2 separate regions of the Homo sapiens genome follow, and region 1 is linked to region 2. A link is a contact called in ENCODE Hi-C or POLR2A ChIA-PET data. All regions are on one chromosome and are shown on one strand. The core of a region is the stretch at or near the end of the contact, and the rest is flanking DNA. Distances in the headings are between cores, read along the strand shown.

Region 1 (4,301 bases), core at 1,139-3,638, 180 kb before region 2:
GGATTTGTGTTGGAAGTAAGAGCCGTGTTTGTCTTCTTGTGCATGGCTGCTTTTAAATTGCAGATGAGTTGGGTGTTTCTAAAAGTGATTCTCCTCTTTAAGTGCTAACATGGAAGGACTGTGAGAAGCAGGTGAGGGTTTACTCTTCCCCTAAAAGGTATTGTGGAAATTAGGAAGGGAGATAGATCTCAAGTTTATTTAATTCTTAGGGTGCCAACAAATGTGTCTGTCTTGACATGGTTGTTTTTGTGTTGTAGAGGCTTATATTTACTTTCTGAATTGAGCCAAGGTTCTTGCACATAGTGAGGATCATTGTCATGATGTGGCTGTGGCCAGCTGGTGCTCAGAAGTAATGAGGCCAGGGCCAAAGACTTAAGCCCTAGTAAGCCGGTCACTTCTCTTCTATGGCCAGAGACGTAAAACCTTTTCTGTTCCTTAACTCGGCAAGCCATTTGGCAAATGCAATCCATTAGCCACAAGAGAAACAAGGTTCAAAGGAAATGGATCAGGATTAATCTATCATTGCTATTGGAATATAAATCAGAGCATATGCCATGCTGATAGTGGATCCAAATCATGGTTGACCATGTCTCATAGCACATGACCACCAGGTATGAAGTGTTTCATATGGCCAGTGTCACTAACAAGCCAACCAATAATTGAAAACTAACTACCAAGAAGATCTGTAGTGCTCCATTGGGGAGTGAGTAGAGTAGAAGAGATAAGGAAGAAGCATGCTCCAGGGTGCTTCAGAGTGGACCAGAGAACAAAGAAAAATGAAGGGGTGGGGGAACTTTTTTTTCTCTGTAAGTTAGATCGGTCAAAGATAAGGGAGATGACAGTTGTTGATATCATGGTCATTTGCCAGAGGAGTAAGGGCAGGATGAGGGTAACAAGAAGGGTCTGAGACTCACAATTATTCATCAGATTCCTCTGAATCAAGGGAGAAAAACTGAGGGCCGAAACTCAAAGGGAGAAGGTGAAATGTATTCAAAAGTGGCTGAGTGGATGGGGAATATTGAGGGTAATTGCTGGGCAAGAAGTAGTTGAGAAAAAATAGTTAAGGATAGTGACAAACTGGGAAATGAAAGAAGAAGATAAAAATAAATGAAAATCAGATGACAAGTGTTGAGTATAATTCTTAAAAGATAGAAAACAGCTCAAGCTGTTTCAAGGTAGAAAACAAAGGTTGTTAGAGAACTCTGAATTCTACATATTACATTAAATATACTCTTGTGCGATATGTTTCGTAGTTAAATAAAAATATTTGTAGATAGCACTGGTAAGTATAAATAAAGACAATACACAAGAAAGAATCAGAGAAAAGGACTGAAAGTAGCTATGGTCAGCTTTTGTTTGCTCAGAGGGAAGTGATTAAAATTTACTTTTTTGGCTTTAGAAATTTTTGAGTTTTGGGTCTCTTCTTTCATTTTGTACTTTTAATTTGGGTTTTTCAGATATTCTGGGAAGCCATTTGAAACTATACTGTGGAACCACATTGGGAGGAACTGATGTAGGAGGAGCCAGAATTTGTCTCATCTTGCTTGTCTGTTCAGCCACCCTCCAGTACAAGGGGTCCCATGTGGGGAGCAAGCTTCTATCATGTTATTCTCTTGGGTTGTGCAGTTTGCCTTCCCTTAGATTTTCTCTAAGGGAAATGGTGGATAAGGCGTTCAGACTGACACTCAGTGTGAAAAGTATAAAAAAGTATTGAAGATCTTAATAAGGTCACAGTGAATTTGTTTAGGTGCACATTTTCAGGAACAGAAAAATATTTGGAAAGTGTAAGGGTAATTTCCCTAAACTTGAACATCAGATTTTTTTGTACTTGGATAATTTACTCATTAGCGTGAAATGCTGTCTTCCCATTTCTTAGCTATGACTTAGCACTCCCATCAGTTTATTGCTTGTCATGATTTTATTTATTCAAGTGTGGAGTAGGACTAAGTCCCTGCAGTGTGACCTCACTGGGTGGTAGATGTTATAAAATTAGCCACAAACTTTCTGGAACAGCTGTAAAGCTTGGGTTATTTTTCACTTTGCTTAGAAGTCTGCTTAGTTTTGACTTTTAACCTTAGCCTCTTCTCAAAGATAAGATTATTTAGGAAAAAAATCTGGGTTTAAAAACTATAGCAGTACATAAGTTGGTGTGGAATTCTGGGCATATGCTTAAAGAGCTGTAAGGTATTATTACTGTTGTTATTATTTGATAGTGATATACATAAAGCCTCACCAGTTCCACTCTGTCCTCTGAAAAACTGGTCTCCTGAGTCCAACTGCCTTTATACGTGCTCTGTTCCATCCATTTCTGTGAATATCTTTGTACATTCGTACAGCGGACTGATAGCTTTAGAAGGTTTTCAGGCTGTTGGCAGCCCCAGCCTTCTCTTTACTGCCTCACATTTTCCAGGATTTGGAATGTGTGGATGTTTACTGTGGTGACAAGAAGGAGCTGGAGCTGTTAATAGAGTTATTCTTGCTGAATAAACTAAACTTCTGACCTCCAAAGAATTTAAGAACTCATCTTAGTAAAGGCCTGGGTCATAAGATGTATGTTTAATGTGCAACCATTTGCAAGAGCGTTCCATTTGCATTTTTCTCACTATAGTGTGTTTAAAGCTCTTGTACCAATTTAAAAATTAAACCCACTTGACCATTAATTTTTTCCTTTTGGGAGAAACAAAGAGAGACACAGAACAAACACATTGGGAGCCAGTTATTTGGCAGAGCTGAAAGAGAGGGATTCCAGGAGAAGGGGAGGGGAGAGTAAGCTACAATAGTTTTGTAGTGTGAGGTTTCACTAACAAAGAGCTTCAAGTTGAGCATTTATAAAACTGTCAGGTGCCTTTGACTAATGTCCTGTAGATGGAGTTGAATAAAACCCCGTCCCTGGTATTTTCACTTGGAGAGAGAGTATTGTGTAACTGGTAGTGTTTTCCACAAACCTAATTTGTTACGTGCGTTCATATGTCTGTGAAGGTCATATATGTGTGTGTGTTTTAAGATCCTAGAATTTTAAGAGTTCATGCCTGCACTCTTTGGGGGGAATATTGAATATTACTGTGATTTATTTGGATGGTTGGGAATCGCAAGACTGGACTAGGAGGATCCCCATTCAATACTTAATTGTTTCTTGTGTTTGGAGTTTCTCATTAGAGGAGGATTCTTTTAGTCAGTCTTTCCCCTAGTGTTACTGCCAGTACATGAAGTACTGGTTGTCTAAGAACCAAGTTGTGCTCAGGAATAAAGTGTTACTAGTGAAGTTCCCTCTGGAAAAAATTAGTGGGTTTCAGATCATGCCTAATAGGAGAGAAAAACTATTACTGCATTTGGATGTTTGGTAATTCTACTCTGATCTTTTTTCTTTAAGGTAAATGCATAGGACCAATGATGTATGGTACAAAATTACTCACAGATGTTGGAAAGAATTTCCTTAGCATTTATTCCTGCCATTTGGGACACACATGCCTCTGTATAGTCATTTGTTTGAAAATTTGCTCTTTAAAAAAAAAATAACAAAACAAACCAGAAAAAACATGGTGTATATAGCAATATGTGTAAATACATATGTGCTGAACTTGGCTTTTTAGCCTTTATGAATGTGTTTCCTTTTGATTTTTATTGAATCATGTTTCTTATTGGCTTTTTTTTTTTTTTTTGGCCTTACCTGAGAACATACTTGGTTTAGCTGCATCTGTCGCCGTTATTCCGACCGTTATTTACTACTGCTCTGCCACTCTATCATTCACGACGCTTTTACTTTCTTACTGGTTAAGTAAAGCCATGAAGAAAAGAAAGTGAGAGAAAGAAAAGTGGTACTTGCCAAAGAGGGTTCTCGGTGCTGTGCCTTTGAATCACCTTGGGAGCTTTTAAAACCCACTAATGCCCAGGCACCACCCCAGGCATTTGTTTAGTCTGGGTTGGCATTTTGGTCTGGTTTGGTATTGGTGTTTTGTCAAAGCTCCCTAGGTGATTCTAATGTGCAAACAAGGTTGAGAACCACTGTCTCATGGCAAAGAGTTGATGTCTTAGCCCTTTGCAAGTTCCTTGACTTTTTCTCTGTAAGGAAGACACATGTATTATTGCTTCACTTTCCCAGGTATAAAATGGACATAGGGACACCCGTCCTACTTACCTCACAGAGCAGATAGTGTCTATCAAGATGCTATGGCAGGTGAGCAGGGTTGTTTAATCACTGTGCTGATGAGGAAGAGGGTCTGGCTTTGCTCCTCAACATGAACTCCACAGAGGATTTAAGAGGCTTAACAAACAACTGGTAGTACCACTCTTCCTAATTTATT
Region 2 (4,067 bases), core at 1,443-3,942:
GTGTGGACACAAAGGTTCTCCAAGTCCCCACCAGAGTAGCTAGATACAGAGTGTCCATTGGTGCATTCACAAACCCTGAGCTAGACACAGGGTGCTGTTGGTGTGTTGACAAACCTTGAGATAGATACAGAGTGCCGATTGGTGTATTTACAATCCCTTAGCTAGACATAAAGGTTCTCCAAGCCCCCACCACTCAGGAGCCCAGCTGGCTTCACCCAGTGGATCCCGCACGGGGGCGCAGGTGGAGCTGCCTGAGAGTCCCTTGCCGTGTGCCCGTACTCCTCAGCCCTTGGGTGGTCGATGGGACTAGGTGCTGGTGGAGCAGGGGTGGCGTTCATCGGGGAGGCTTGGGGGCACAGGAGCCCATGGAGGGGGGGGGGAGGCTCAGGCATAGGGGGGCTGCAGGTCCCGAGCCCTGCCCGGCGGGCAGGCAGCTAAGGCCCTGCGAGAAATCGAGCGCAGTGCTGGTGGGCCAGCACTGCCGGGGTAACCCAGCACACCCTCTGCAGCTGCTGGCCTGGGTGCTAAGCCCCTCATTGCCCAGGGCCGGCAGCGGCGGCCGGCCGCTCTGAGTGTGGGCCGCGGAGCCCACATCCACCGGGAACTTGTGCTGGCCCGCAAGCACAGTGCACAGCCCTGGTTCCCACCGGCGCCTCTCCCTCCACACCTCCCCGCAAGCTGTGGGAGCCGGCTCTGGCCTCGGCCAGCCCAGGAAGGGGCTCCCACAGTGCAGCGGGGGGGCTGAAGTGCTCCCCAACTGCCGCCGAAGTGGGAGCCCAGGCAGAGGAGGTGCCTAGAGCGAGCAAGGGCTGTGAGGGCTGCCAACACGCTGTCACCTCTCACATCAGGTGAGATTTGGAAGGAGTAAAAGAGCAAGTGGCTGTGGCTATATGCATAGAGATCTAACCTTCTGGCCAGTGTAGGTCAGAGGCAGTGTAGTTCTGGGGCTGGTGGCTGCAGAGGCAGCTCCTTGTTTCGGCACTTGGTAATTGCAACCGAGGCCTGTGTTGCAACCAAATCTTTTAATGTGGCACTTCTCTGGAGGAGCTAAGGAAGTTGTTTCTGAAATTTCTGTTTAGAGCCTGTTCTTTCAAATCACCCAATGGCTTTGTGAGCTCGGTTACTTTCTATAATAATTCCCTTTCTCTTTATATTATCAATAATAGATTCTGTTGTCTGCAGTAAAAAACACTGACTGATAAAGTGAATCTCTTTGGGTAGTCTGGATGGCAGAATCGTTTCAGTCATGTTAAAGGGTCACAAGTAGGCTTCCCTGCTCTCTCTCTTCCATTTTTACTGCTGGCCCTACCCCAGGGATGTGGGCTATATACCATTTTTTTTCTGGCTGTTATCTTTTTTTAATTTTCTGCGATCTAACTCTTTTTTTTTTTTTTGAGGCGGAGTGTCGCTCTTTCGCCTAGGCCAGAGTGCAGTGGTGCTATCTCGGCTGACTGCAAGCTCCGCTACCCAAGTTCACGCCATTCTCCTGCCTCAGCCTCCCTAGTTGCTGGAACTACAGGCGCCCGCCACCGAGCCCGGCTAATGTTTTGTATTTTTAGTAGAGACGGGGTTTCACAGTGTTAGCCAGGATGGTCTTGATCTCCTGACCTGGTGATCCGTCCGCCTCGGCCCCCCAAAGTGCTGGGATTACAGGCGTGAGCCACCGTGCCCGGCCTCTGTGAAGGATATGAATGTTTACATATCTGTAAGCCACAAAACTCATATTCATTTTCAATTTCTTGTTACTCTCCATGATAGAAAGCAGAATGGGGCTGCTCACAAAACCCAGTGGATGACAGAGGTTTAGGCCTCCTTCATGAAGTTCCATAGGAGTTGTTCCCTGTCCACAGTGAATTGTAGCAGGAAGTAGAGTTGCTCACTGCTAGTCTCCTCTTTCACACACTTCTTAGGGGAGTCTCACACAGTTGTTATACCATCTTCAATCCCTAGGAATGTTCCCCTTCAAAATTACTCCTTCTAATGAGTGAGGTTCTCTAGCAATTACAAGTCTGCTTTCAAATTCTAGTGGCTCAATTGTGTATAAAGAGGAATGGAAATATGCCTGTTATTCTGGTGTCATTATTCATGCTCTTGCTCTATTCATCTTCCTTATAGCCACAGTCATTTTAATCCATCTCTGATACTCACTCACTAGCTTAACCAACCCTCAGACCCAGGTGTGGTCTACCCCTCACACACCACTTGCAGCTGGGGAACTATCTTTCAAACTTGTTTCTCCAAGTTGCTTAGTTCAGGTAACTTTTCCTGTACTCTGTCTTTGCCAAAACATCAGCTTTTAAGGCCTGCTCGTTCTTTTAAGAAGCAACACTAAAAAACAAGTGTTTAGATTAGAAGAAGGTGTACAGGACAGACTTCAGACAGGTGGAAATTTAGAAAATAGATTAAGCCTCTTGGGTGGCATTTTAAAGAATTTGTACTTCTAGAATTCATACTGCATCCAGATCCGGAAGAAGTCAAAATAGCAGGGACGGGGAGGTGATATGACAATGTCAAAAAAGTTACAGGCTGAAATGAAATATGAAAGAGGAAGTTTTACACCTTTTAAGGGGGCACAATCGGTATAGCCATTTAGTTTCTGTGGCTGTGCTATACCACATAGACTGTTAATTGTCATGAATCTGCTTTTCCTCTGAGGGTCTATTTATATCCTGTTGGAGAGCCAGTGGCACTGAGTCATGGCAATGTGCAGAGCTAGAATTAAGCAAGCTGGTGATTACTTATGCCTGTACAAGCAAGGGGCCAGTCCTTTGGGCAAAATTTCAGGAGCATTCCCTTCCATCTGCTGATAAAAAAGCCTTTTCTATGTTGGGCTATTGCAGTTAAAGCAACTCCTTTGGAGAAGACAAAGTGGTATAGTAAAAAAGGACTGAACATAGATCAGTTCTGGTTATGAATCTTGATTTATTCCTTAATACTGCATTGACCTTGGTCAAGTCAATTACTATCTGGGAACCTTAAATTTACCACCACTGAGTTAGAAATATTTATTTATTTTTCTTTTCTTTTTTTTTTTATTTTGGAGACAGGGTTTCACTCTTTTACCCAGGCTGGAGTACAGTGGTGCAATCCTAGCCCACTGCAATCTCAAACTCCTGGGCTCAAGTGATCCACTCCCCTCAGCCTCCCAAGTAGCTAGAACTACAGGCGCAAGCCACCATGCCTGTTTAATTTTTGAATTTTTTGTAGAAACAAGATCTCTCTATGTGATCAAGCTGGTCTCAAACTCCTGGCCTCAAGTGATCCTCCTGCCTCGGCCTCCCAAAGTGTTGGGATTACAGATGTGAGCTGCCATGCCTAGCTGGAAATATGGAGTTACAGATGTGAGCTTCCATGCCCAGCTGGAAATATTTATATTTTTATATCTTGTGCCCTTCTGGGATCAATGAGAGGATGAAATGGGATAGCATATTTGTTGACACTATAGAAACAATAACATGCTTTAGGCAGCTCAATGGTCAAACCAGGCAAGCTCTGTTAAGAAGAAATATATTCTGCTTACAGTAGCAAACTATCTAATTATCAGCCACAATCTCTAAGTTCATTAGGAATCTTTTAGTTGTGAGGGACACAAATGGTCTCCAGTGTCGTTAAGCAAATAGGTGAAATTTCACAAAGTTCTTGGGGGCTTCAGAATTGATAGGAGATTGAAGAACTAGAATTGGGAAAGTGGACAGAAGCCAGGAGAGTCAACAATCAGGGAGTAGTGCCGTCATGTTTTAGCAGAAGCAGCCTGACCAGAATGTCACTACCACCAGTACTATAGGACAGGACTTCTGCTACTGAAGGGACAACCTCTCCATCTGCAGCCTCCTCCTCAATTAATGAGGATATTCCTTCCTATCACATCTCCTGCTGTAGGTGAATCCAAGCAGTTCTCGTGCTTTGGCATTACAATGCTAGGATTCAAAGCCCTAGACAAGAGCATCTTCTAGGCCAGCTCTGGGTCATATATGCATAAGGTGACTACCCCTGTTTCTGGGGAGGGAGGATCTGGTGCCTTCAGCTTCCCCCAAAGGATTCAGGGAACTGCTACCATCAAGTCTATA

Evidence for each region. Hi-C counts contacts between places; a loop is a spot of excess contacts on that map. ChIA-PET counts read pairs that join two places held with the same protein, here RNA polymerase II (POLR2A). Pooled maps may share reads with other maps.
Region 1: a loop to region 2 is called in a pooled map, with 2.7 times the contacts of the local background. The contact joins two enhancer-like sites. A Hi-C loop is called at or near these places in 13 of 37 single-sample maps with no recorded cell type and 6 of 50 pooled maps. POLR2A ChIA-PET finds 5 or more read pairs at or near these places in 1 of 52 experiments (OCI-LY7).

Annotation. Positions count from the first base shown.
Region 1 is chr5:124,696,583-124,700,883 of GRCh38, reverse strand. The region is part of intron 3 of ZNF608 (zinc finger protein 608); the gene reads left to right. Among named protein-coding and RNA genes, the nearest start is that of ZNF608, 48 kb to the left of the region's middle. Within about 2 kb of position 2,388, at least 7 of the 41 ENCODE cell types and tissues checked have a DNase peak (open chromatin) inside an H3K27ac peak, as active enhancers do.
Region 2 is chr5:124,518,216-124,522,282 of GRCh38, reverse strand. No RefSeq gene overlaps it. Among named protein-coding and RNA genes, the nearest start is that of LINC01170, 82 kb to the right of the region's middle. Within about 2 kb of position 2,692, at least 4 of the 41 ENCODE cell types and tissues checked have a DNase peak (open chromatin) inside an H3K27ac peak, as active enhancers do.